2 separate regions of the Homo sapiens genome follow, and region 1 is linked to region 2. A link is a loop called in an ENCODE intact Hi-C map of the cell type or tissue named here. Cell type or tissue: PC-3. All regions are shown on one strand. Each heading gives the region's core, and the rest is flanking DNA. Links, peaks and the distances in the headings are about the cores only.

What was found. Peaks named below come from ENCODE experiments on the same cell type or tissue, not always from the same donor. Only the 100,000 strongest peaks of a DNase experiment are listed, where the experiment ranks them.
Region 1: a loop joins it to region 2, with 3 times the contacts of the local background. A loop is called at or near these places in 5 of 110 quality-filtered maps.

The regions. Positions count from the first base shown.
Region 1 is chrX:13,933,086-13,937,485 of GRCh38, forward strand. It overlaps a transcript of GPM6B not described here. Among named protein-coding and RNA genes, the nearest start is that of GEMIN8, 95 kb to the right of the region's middle. In PC-3, for the core only: no CTCF peak of the experiment used is centred there; no DNase peak of the experiment used is centred there; H3K27ac peaks cover 965 bases.
Region 2 is chrX:13,748,161-13,752,560 of GRCh38, forward strand. OFD1 (OFD1 centriole and centriolar satellite protein) reads left to right here. Exons shown (of 23, transcript NM_003611.3): 9 at 1,267-1,373; 10 at 3,089-3,208. Among named protein-coding and RNA genes, the nearest start is that of OFD1, 16 kb to the left of the region's middle. In PC-3, for the core only: CTCF peaks have their summits at 105 and 2,229 (motif pointing right); a DNase peak (open chromatin) is centred at 2,251; H3K27ac peaks cover 2,687 bases.

The sequences.
Region 1 (4,400 bases), core at 191-4,190, 190 kb after region 2:
ATTTAAATACCTTGAAATCTATAATTTTAATGTTGACAGACCTTAATAAAATGCATATGAATCCTCATTTTTAAACAAATATTTGTGTAACACCTATAATATGCCAATCATTCCAATGAACATTGGGGTATAACAATGAATAAAACGATTTCTGCTCTTGACAAATTTGGTATTTGAACAGAAAGAAGCATATGAAAAACACTAACAAGCCAGCCATCATGTTAAAATTATTAAATGGATGATGATGGCTCAAAATATAGCAGATGCTCTCTTACCAATGTTTACCTAAAGGACCCCACCCATTTACCCCATATCCTCCATTCTTTTTCTAAACCATACTGATCATTGTCCAGAACTTGGGTTGTAGGCTCTTTTGCAATATATGTATGTACTGCTTCTCCCCCAAGTAGTGTACTTAAGAAGAGTCAGTGGTGTTTGTTCCCAAACCTGTTTATGCCAGTTGTACTTGTTACTAGAATTATGAAACTTAATTCGATATTACATAAACTAATAAAATAGGAGTGCCAAACGAGAGAGTTTTTTCCTTTCTTTGAAAACCAGGTTGATTACTTTGGAGAGTCTTAACAAAAATGAGTCACTTGAGAAAATAGTTGCAAAAGTAAGTACGGGCAAATTTAAAGGTTTAAGGGGAGTGGGGTAGGTGATATAAAGGGATTCTGCCCAGAGATTGGTTCCCAATGCCTTTAGGTTTTCATTCTACTTTAATGTAAGAATCTGAAGCTGAAAATCAGAAGCCAATGAATTTTGGCTGTGATTTAATGTAAGAAAGACTTCTAGGAACTCCAATCAGGTCCTTGCACTCAAAGCAAAGGCCTTGACTCTACAATAAAATATCAGCAAATTAATGTTTAAAGTTAAACAAAATGTTTAGGCTACATAAGTGGCACGTTTTATGATTGATCCCTTTGGCATTTTCAATAAACCATCCAGCTGCTTGGTCCTGGATGTAGCAGATAAGGGTTTTCTCGGAGAAGCCAGGTGGTTTGGTCAACAGCTTTCGGTAGAGCAAAAATATAATAAAGAATTAATGACTTCCTGTTTGTCACAAACAGTACTCCGTGGTATTCGACTATGAGGTTTACTCAAAATGTCGGTTTGTGTCCCGATATTAAAAGGGAGCTCTCTCCAAGATCCAAGGGTGGGCTCCTTACTAGATCTTTAGACTCAGAGGGAGGGAAGCTAGCATATTCTGGGATCACTTCCTGCCCAGTTATTCAGCAGGATTCCATTCCTTTTTGTCTCCCACTGCATCTGAATTCCTGAGCAAGCTTCCAGAACCAAGCATTGCATGTATGGGTCTTCAGCGTGCTTCTTTCTGAGTGCAGCCTCTGAGGGTGGCTTGAGCCTGGATGTCGGGGAAGAAAGGGATTTAAGGAAAAGAGGTCAGGAGAAGCCAAAGCTGGAAGTGTTAAAGAGGGAGAACATTATAGCTTCCTCCACCAGTTCCCTTGGAGAAGAGCCAATCATACTGGAAGCATGCACATCGAAGATGCCAGCATTTAACCCAACTACAGGTGACACTTCTGATGCTGGCTTCATGCATTCAAGTAGTGTTTAGACCATCAGGGAGCTGTTTTCTCGTGGTTTTCAAGCATAACATTACTCTCTCATTTCTTTTTTTCTAAATTACATATTGGTTGACCTGTAAAGACCCAAAGAAATAATTTCATCAAATTCTTTTATTTTATAGTCAACTAAAATTATGAAGAGAAAATGATTTACCCACGATCACACAGCAAACTAGTGGGCAAGCTGGGGCAGGCACCAGGGCCTCTCTGCTTAACAGCCTTCTTTGCTTCCTGGCTCCAGGAACCAGAAGCATGAGCACCCACTGGGAGCTTGTTACAAATGCAGAAACTCAGGCCCCACCCAGGCCCACTGAATCAGACACTGCTTTTTTAACAAGATCGCTAGATGATCTGTACACATATTAAAAAGAACTGCTCTAGACCAAAATTTTTTATAATGCTATTTAGTGAAATTATTGACATTTAAATACATAATCCTTATAAAAACTTCCTTACCACAAAATGGGTTGAAACAATTATTTCAATATTTTGTTGTATCTGATCATTTCGTATACAGTTTCCATTTAAAATGATAGGCAATTGGCCACTCACAGTGGCTCACGCCTGTAATCCCAGCACTTTGGGAAGCAGAGGAGGGAGGATCACTTGAGGCCAGGAGTTTGAGACCAGTTTGGGCACCATAGAAATACCCTATCTCTACAAAAAAAAAAAAAAAAAAAAAACTGTAAAGCTTAATCGGGCATGGTGACACATGCCTGTAGTCCCAGCTACTTGGGAGGCTGAGGTGGGACGACTGCTTCAGCCCAGGAGTTCCAGGCCACAGTGAGTTATTACATCAGGCCACTGCAGTACAGCATGGACAGAGTGAGACCCTGTCTCCAAAAGATAAATAAATAAAAATAAAACAATTATAGGCAAAGAAACAAAATCCGCATTTCTCTCTGGATACATAAGCCATATTAAAGCAGCTTGGATATTCCACAAATGCCTTATAAGAGGTTATTACATGGAATTCACTTAATTGCTATGCCTTCAGGCCTATGAACAAGGTAACAGAATCAAAATTCTGTTGGGCAATGCAAGTTCCTATCAGATAAAACCAGAGTTAACACTGAAGGGTGTGTGTGTCTGTGTGCTGTGTGTGTGCACTCTCACTCACCTTCACAATATGTGCAGCCAAACATGGAACCCTTCAGCCAGAGAAATAGTTTCAACACACTCATTTAGGTAGCGTACTGCATACACAATACAGCAACATCTCATTGTGCAAAACGACCAAAGTTACTGAACAGTCAAATACACTTCAGACATCAATTGGCTCATTCCATTTACCTGAACCCTCCAGAAGAGGCAAATCCATAGAGACAGAAAGTAGGTTAGTGCTTGCCAGGGGCTGGGGGGAGAAGAGAATGAGGAGTGACTGCGAAATGGGTACAAGATTTCTTTTTGGGGTTGATGACAATGTTCTAACATTAGATAGTAGTGATGGCTGCACAAATCTGAATATACTGAAGACCACTGACTTGTATACTTAAACGTGTGAATTGTATGATATGTGAATTACATCTTAAGGCTATAAAAAAACTGGCTTAACAATGAAAAACCCATGTTTTCTTTCAAGATGTAATGAAAAGTGAAATTACACATATCACCACTACTCATTATTTTATTTTTAGGTTAAAGATTGCAAATACCTTAAAATTTGAGTCTGAAGGGACTTTTATTTCTACAAACCTCATCTATTTTACCAGTAAATTAACTGATCCTGGTTAAGGAACTAATTGTATTAAGAACCAAAGTCCCGACTTAATGGGCCAATGGTCAGAATTTTCCCAACGTTAAATCATTTCAATTAAAACATTCATAAGAGGATGCACGGTAATTAAATACATCTGGAAAAATAAAACCAGTTCATGGCCCTGTGGTGTATTTACTAAGAGTCTACCAAAGGAAATCAGTATGTTTCCTTTTTTACATGAAGGGAACTTTCTTTTTAATGTAAAAACTAAAACCAAAACCAAGGATACTGCCAGAACCAGTGAAGTATGCACAAATTAACATAAATTGGCAATTGAAATGTGGAGCCAACAATTGTCCAAAACACAAAGTACTTCCTTAAGAACAGGTCTCTGGCTCGGGCCTTTGCTTCATGAGAACTGCACCCAACTCCACACCTGTTTAAAAATGAAGCCCACCCTACCCCTAAATCAGTCCAAAGTATTGTGAAAGCTGTTCTGGAGAAGGTCCCCGTGTGATAATTCCACGTACAAATCCAAACGCCTAGCGTTAAATTAAAATAACGATTTCAGAAAAAGTAGTTGATGCTTTCCTCAATACCACACTTGTTCGTAACTGTAACATCTTTGGTGGCAATTATCACCAAAGTGATCACAGGCTGAGTAGCAGTCATCCTCTGAGCCTCATTTTGTGTATGAGCCTCATTTAAAACGGAGGTTGAATGGTTTGACTGCTCACATGGGGGACATTAAGAGAAGTAGGAACCTGAGTTACAGGCCACTCGATTCTGCCCTTTCTAGAAGGATCTTATGCTAGTTCTTGCCTTTTTAGAAAGAAATTTTCCTGTTGGATTTGGTGGGCCTTATCTCCTTTCATATTTTGATCACCTAGTAAATTTTTTAAAAATGTAAACCAGAAAATTATTTGAGCTTCCTTTGAAATGCAAAAAAGTGCCCCCTTTACTCCTCACCAAAATTTTAATCCGTACAAAATTATCGCCCCCCCACACACAATTAATAGCAAAGATAATGTGAAAGAGGGGGATGAATGATTAGGGGAAGCGGAGGAGCGGGCAAGCAATTCCCAAGCCCTCACCATTAACTCGCAATGGTT
Region 2 (4,400 bases), core at 97-4,096:
ATGAATGTCAGAAGCACATATCTTTGAGATGATTGGATTGTGTTTAGACTAATAACTTCAACCTTCAAGATAGGTGACTGACTAGATCCCTGTTTATTTATCTGATCATCTGAAGGCTTTGAAGAAGATTGTCATCCTCATAAGAAGCACCATGTCTTTATTCCCTCACCTGGACTGTCCATCCCCTTCTCTCCCTGATAAAAACCATAGTGTCTTTCAAGACCCAGCTTGGATGTCACCTGGGTGATGCCGTCCCTGACTCCCACTGAGCGACCCATTTAGGCCTCATTCCTGCATCAGTCTTTATGTACTTCAGTTACAAAATCATCACATCTTAGTGTGATTGTTTCTCACTCCCTGACTAAATTGTGAGGTCTTTAGAGATGAGGACTATATCTGTCTACCTTTTTATATCCAGTTCCCAGTATGCTGCTTGACATGTCATAGGTAGTTAGTAAATTCTTTCTCTGTGAACACACAAATGGAAGGATGGCCCATTCTTTTAGGAGTTCATATGAGCTTGCTAACTCTGAGTCAGAATGACCCGTGAACTGAAACATTCAGACGACACCACCACTAAAAACCATGGGGATTCAATTCTTTTGGAGTTTTACTGCTGAATGTACATTTTGCTTAATTTTTCTTTCTGGGGAACTTGCCAAAATTTAGGTAAGGGCGCCAGGTGTGGTGGCTCATGCTTGTAGTCCCAGCACCTTGGGAAGCCAAGGCAGGCATATCGCTTGAGTCCAGAAGTTCGACACCAGCCTGGGCAGCATGGCAAAACCCCATCTCTACAAAAATACAAAAAATCAGCCGGACTTGGTGGCGTGTGCCTGTAGTGCCTGCAGCTACTCGGTAGGCTGGGGTGGGAGGACCCCTTGAGCTTGGGAGGTGGAGGTTGCAGTGAGCCAAGATCACCCCACTGCACTCCAGCCTGTGTGACAGAGTGAGACCCTGTCTCAAAAAAAAAAAAAAAAAAATTTTTTTAGATAAGGGACTGAGAGATGTTAAAGAACTAAATAGCATAAATTTCACATGGCATGTTAGGACTGTAGGGTAATGGTAGTTTAACAGTCATTGGGGGAGTAAATTTTTATGCAACTAGAATACGCAAAAAGTATACCTTGAGTCGGAATCTCTTGAAGGTGAAATTGTTATCCTAAATGTCTGTACTTTGCTTTTTGGAATGTAGGAAGCAGTATATTCATTCAAATCTGTTTTGCTTTCATTAGCTTGCTTGCTAAAAATTAATGCTTTTCTATACAGATTGAAACAAAAGAAATTTATGCTCAAAGGCAACTTTTACTAAAAGATATGGATTTGCTAAGAGGAAGAGAAGCAGAGCTGAAGCAAAGAGTTGAAGCTTTTGAATTGTAAGTAATGCATGTTCATTTTGGATATTCAGAATGATGAGATTAAAAAGAATTACTAAATATATATCTAAATATTCTAATGTTCATTGCCAAGTAGAGTTCTTATTTGTAAAGGGGATATCACCTAGAAGGTACAAATTAAGAGGAACAAACACTAGGGTTTTGTTTTTGAAATATTAAACATTAAGATGAAAAGACGAATGAGATGCTATCATCAGGCTACAGTAAGACCAGACAGATTATTTGGAGAAGCTGTTAATACTGGAACAGATCGTATGTTTTGCAGTTACATTCAGTCCCTCAGATCTGATAGTTCCGTGTGTGTATGTATAGTAACTGAATTCCATATATCCAGGCCTGCAGCTTTTACCAGCTGTGTGCTCAGAAAAGGAAGTATGGTGGTCCAACTTGACTTGTACTTGGTGAAACCATTTCTTTGTTACTCACTGTTTCTAAGTGCTCACAAATGTTTCATCCTTGAGATCTTACCTGGGATTGATGGCAAGTTCACCTGTCTATAGTTTGTGCAATAAGCCTTCTCTTCCTTTGGGAATCTGCTATTGACACCCATAGATACTCCAGGAATCTTAGTTCATTAAAGAATTTGGCTCCATTAATGTTTTTTTCTCACTTCTATAGGCTTGATTTGTTTGATTTCAACTCTCTGTCTACCTTACTCTCTTTTTGGCAATAATGAAAAGGTAAATTGATCAAGAGAGAGGAAATAGGCACAAAATTGGGGCAGAGAGAGTTCATCATTCCTTTACCTCCATTTTCTCTACTCTTGTTCCCTCCTTCTCAGCATATAAACTAAATAAATGTAGTTTACCTCTCCATGGCTTTCCAGATTACCAGCAGAGGGAGCTAATACCTAGAGCCTTTACCTGTTCTTAGACTAGTCAGCATTTTGTAGCACTTCTCAGGATGGCTGGATCTCACCACCCATGAACCTACCTCCCTGGCTAAGGAGTTGGTGCTATGGTTGATTTAAAGTCTCACTATGAAGACCATTCTATTCTTCAGTATTTGGAAGCCCTGATTGATCCATCTATCTTTTGCCCTCTCTTTTGGTACTTTTTTCAATATTCAATCAATAGGGTTTTTTGTTTGTTTTGTTTTGTTTTTAAGACACAGTGTCTCTCTGTATTGCCCAGGCTGGTCTCAAACACTTGGGCTCAAGCAATCCTCCTGCCTCAGCCTTCTGAAAAGCTGGGATTATAGGTGCGGGCCACCACACTTGGCTAAAGCTGATTGGTTATTAAATGACAAAAACACATATTGTACCTTGAATATGTATGGACTAATTAATTAAATCCCACAGTTAGAAACAGCATTATAGAAGATTTAAGCACATAAGTACACTTATTTGTTACTTTGTAACTAATAATATCATTATTTCATCCCAGGATTGATTTTGGCTATTTATCACCTATAACCATTGTTTGAGTGTTTATTTTCAGTGAGAAACCACTTCCCTCTTGAGACTCTCCCACTCCCCTCAGCCCAAAGCACAGTCAATTCTGCTAGTTTCAATATGCTGTAACTAGGTCAGTTCATAAAATACACTGAGGACTTCTGGCTCTTTCCTTCTACTTCCCAGTAGTGATATCATGTAGCAGTTTTAGTCTGTGGAACTAGACACATGTGATTTTTTCCTAAATTTGTTAGCTCAGCTATGGTAGTTTATTTACTTTTTATATTTTTGTTAATTTCAGGAACCAGAAGCTCCAGGAAGAAAAACATAAAAGCATAACTGAGGCACTTAGGAGACAGGAGCAGAATATAAAGAGTTTTGAGGAGACCTATGACCGAAAGCTCAAGAATGAACTTCTAAAGTAATTGTTTAGCATTTTTAAATAACTAATATGTTTAAATTAAATTGGTAGAAACATAACAAAAACTGACAAAGTAGTCTGTAACTTAGGCAAACTTTAGTGTTTGAAAAAAAAAAAACATAGTTTTATCGATACAGTCAATCCTTTCCTGCATTTGAGTTAGGATAGTTTTTAAAAGATAAGGGCCGGGTGTGGTGGCTCATGCCTATAATCCCAGCACTCTGGGAGGCTGAGGTGGGCGGATCACCTGAGGTCAGGAGTGCAAGACCAGCCTAGCCAACATGGTGAAACCCCATCTCTACTAAAAATACAAAAATTAGCTGGGTGTGGTGGTGGGCACTTGTAATCCCAGCTACTGGGGAGGCTGAGGCAGGAGAATCACTTGAACCCGGGAGGCAGACGTTGCAGTGAACTGAAGTTGTGCTACTGCACTCTACTAGCCTGCGTGACAGTGACAATCCATCTCAAAAATTAACAACAATAAAAAAATACAGAGAAGCACATCCTCTGCGCTTCTTATGGCTTCTCTAACGTTTATTGTGGGCTGTGATTTGCTTTAATTTTCAGGACACCTTGTGACTTGCTTAGCTTGCATAGTTGATAAGCTGTAAAATTGGAATTATAACCACTTTTAGTTATCTTTTCCTCTACCTCACTCATACAGTCAGAAGGATGGGGTTATCTGACAATATATAAATTATACTAGTGGTCATAGTATTTGTCAGTGAACATGTGCCTTGTATTCCTTCAAGATTCAGCAAAGCCAGAATCAAAAGAGCTAAAATTAACTATGTGAGGCAAAAAGTGATATAGGGAAAGGAAAATATGGACAACTATGGTAACTTTGGCTTTTCTGTAGTCTGAGTTTTGTGTATCAGTGAATAATATCTCAGTGCTACGACATTATGCCCATGTGGTAACATTTCTCTTCAGTGTGTGGGAAAGCATCTGGCACATAAAAAGTGCTCAGTTAATATTTGTTGTAAATGTGTCACGAGGAAATGATTCAACTCAGGTGCTCTGGGCATTTCTTATTTGGCCTCTTTTATTGCCTTTCTCATAATTTGTCATCGATATTCCATTACATAATATTGCAAAGGTTTCTTGAGGTAATCCTTTAAACAAATCCTATTTTTAAAAAATATGGCAGCTTTTTTATCTATTGATTTTGAAATGATGTATTTTACCCACA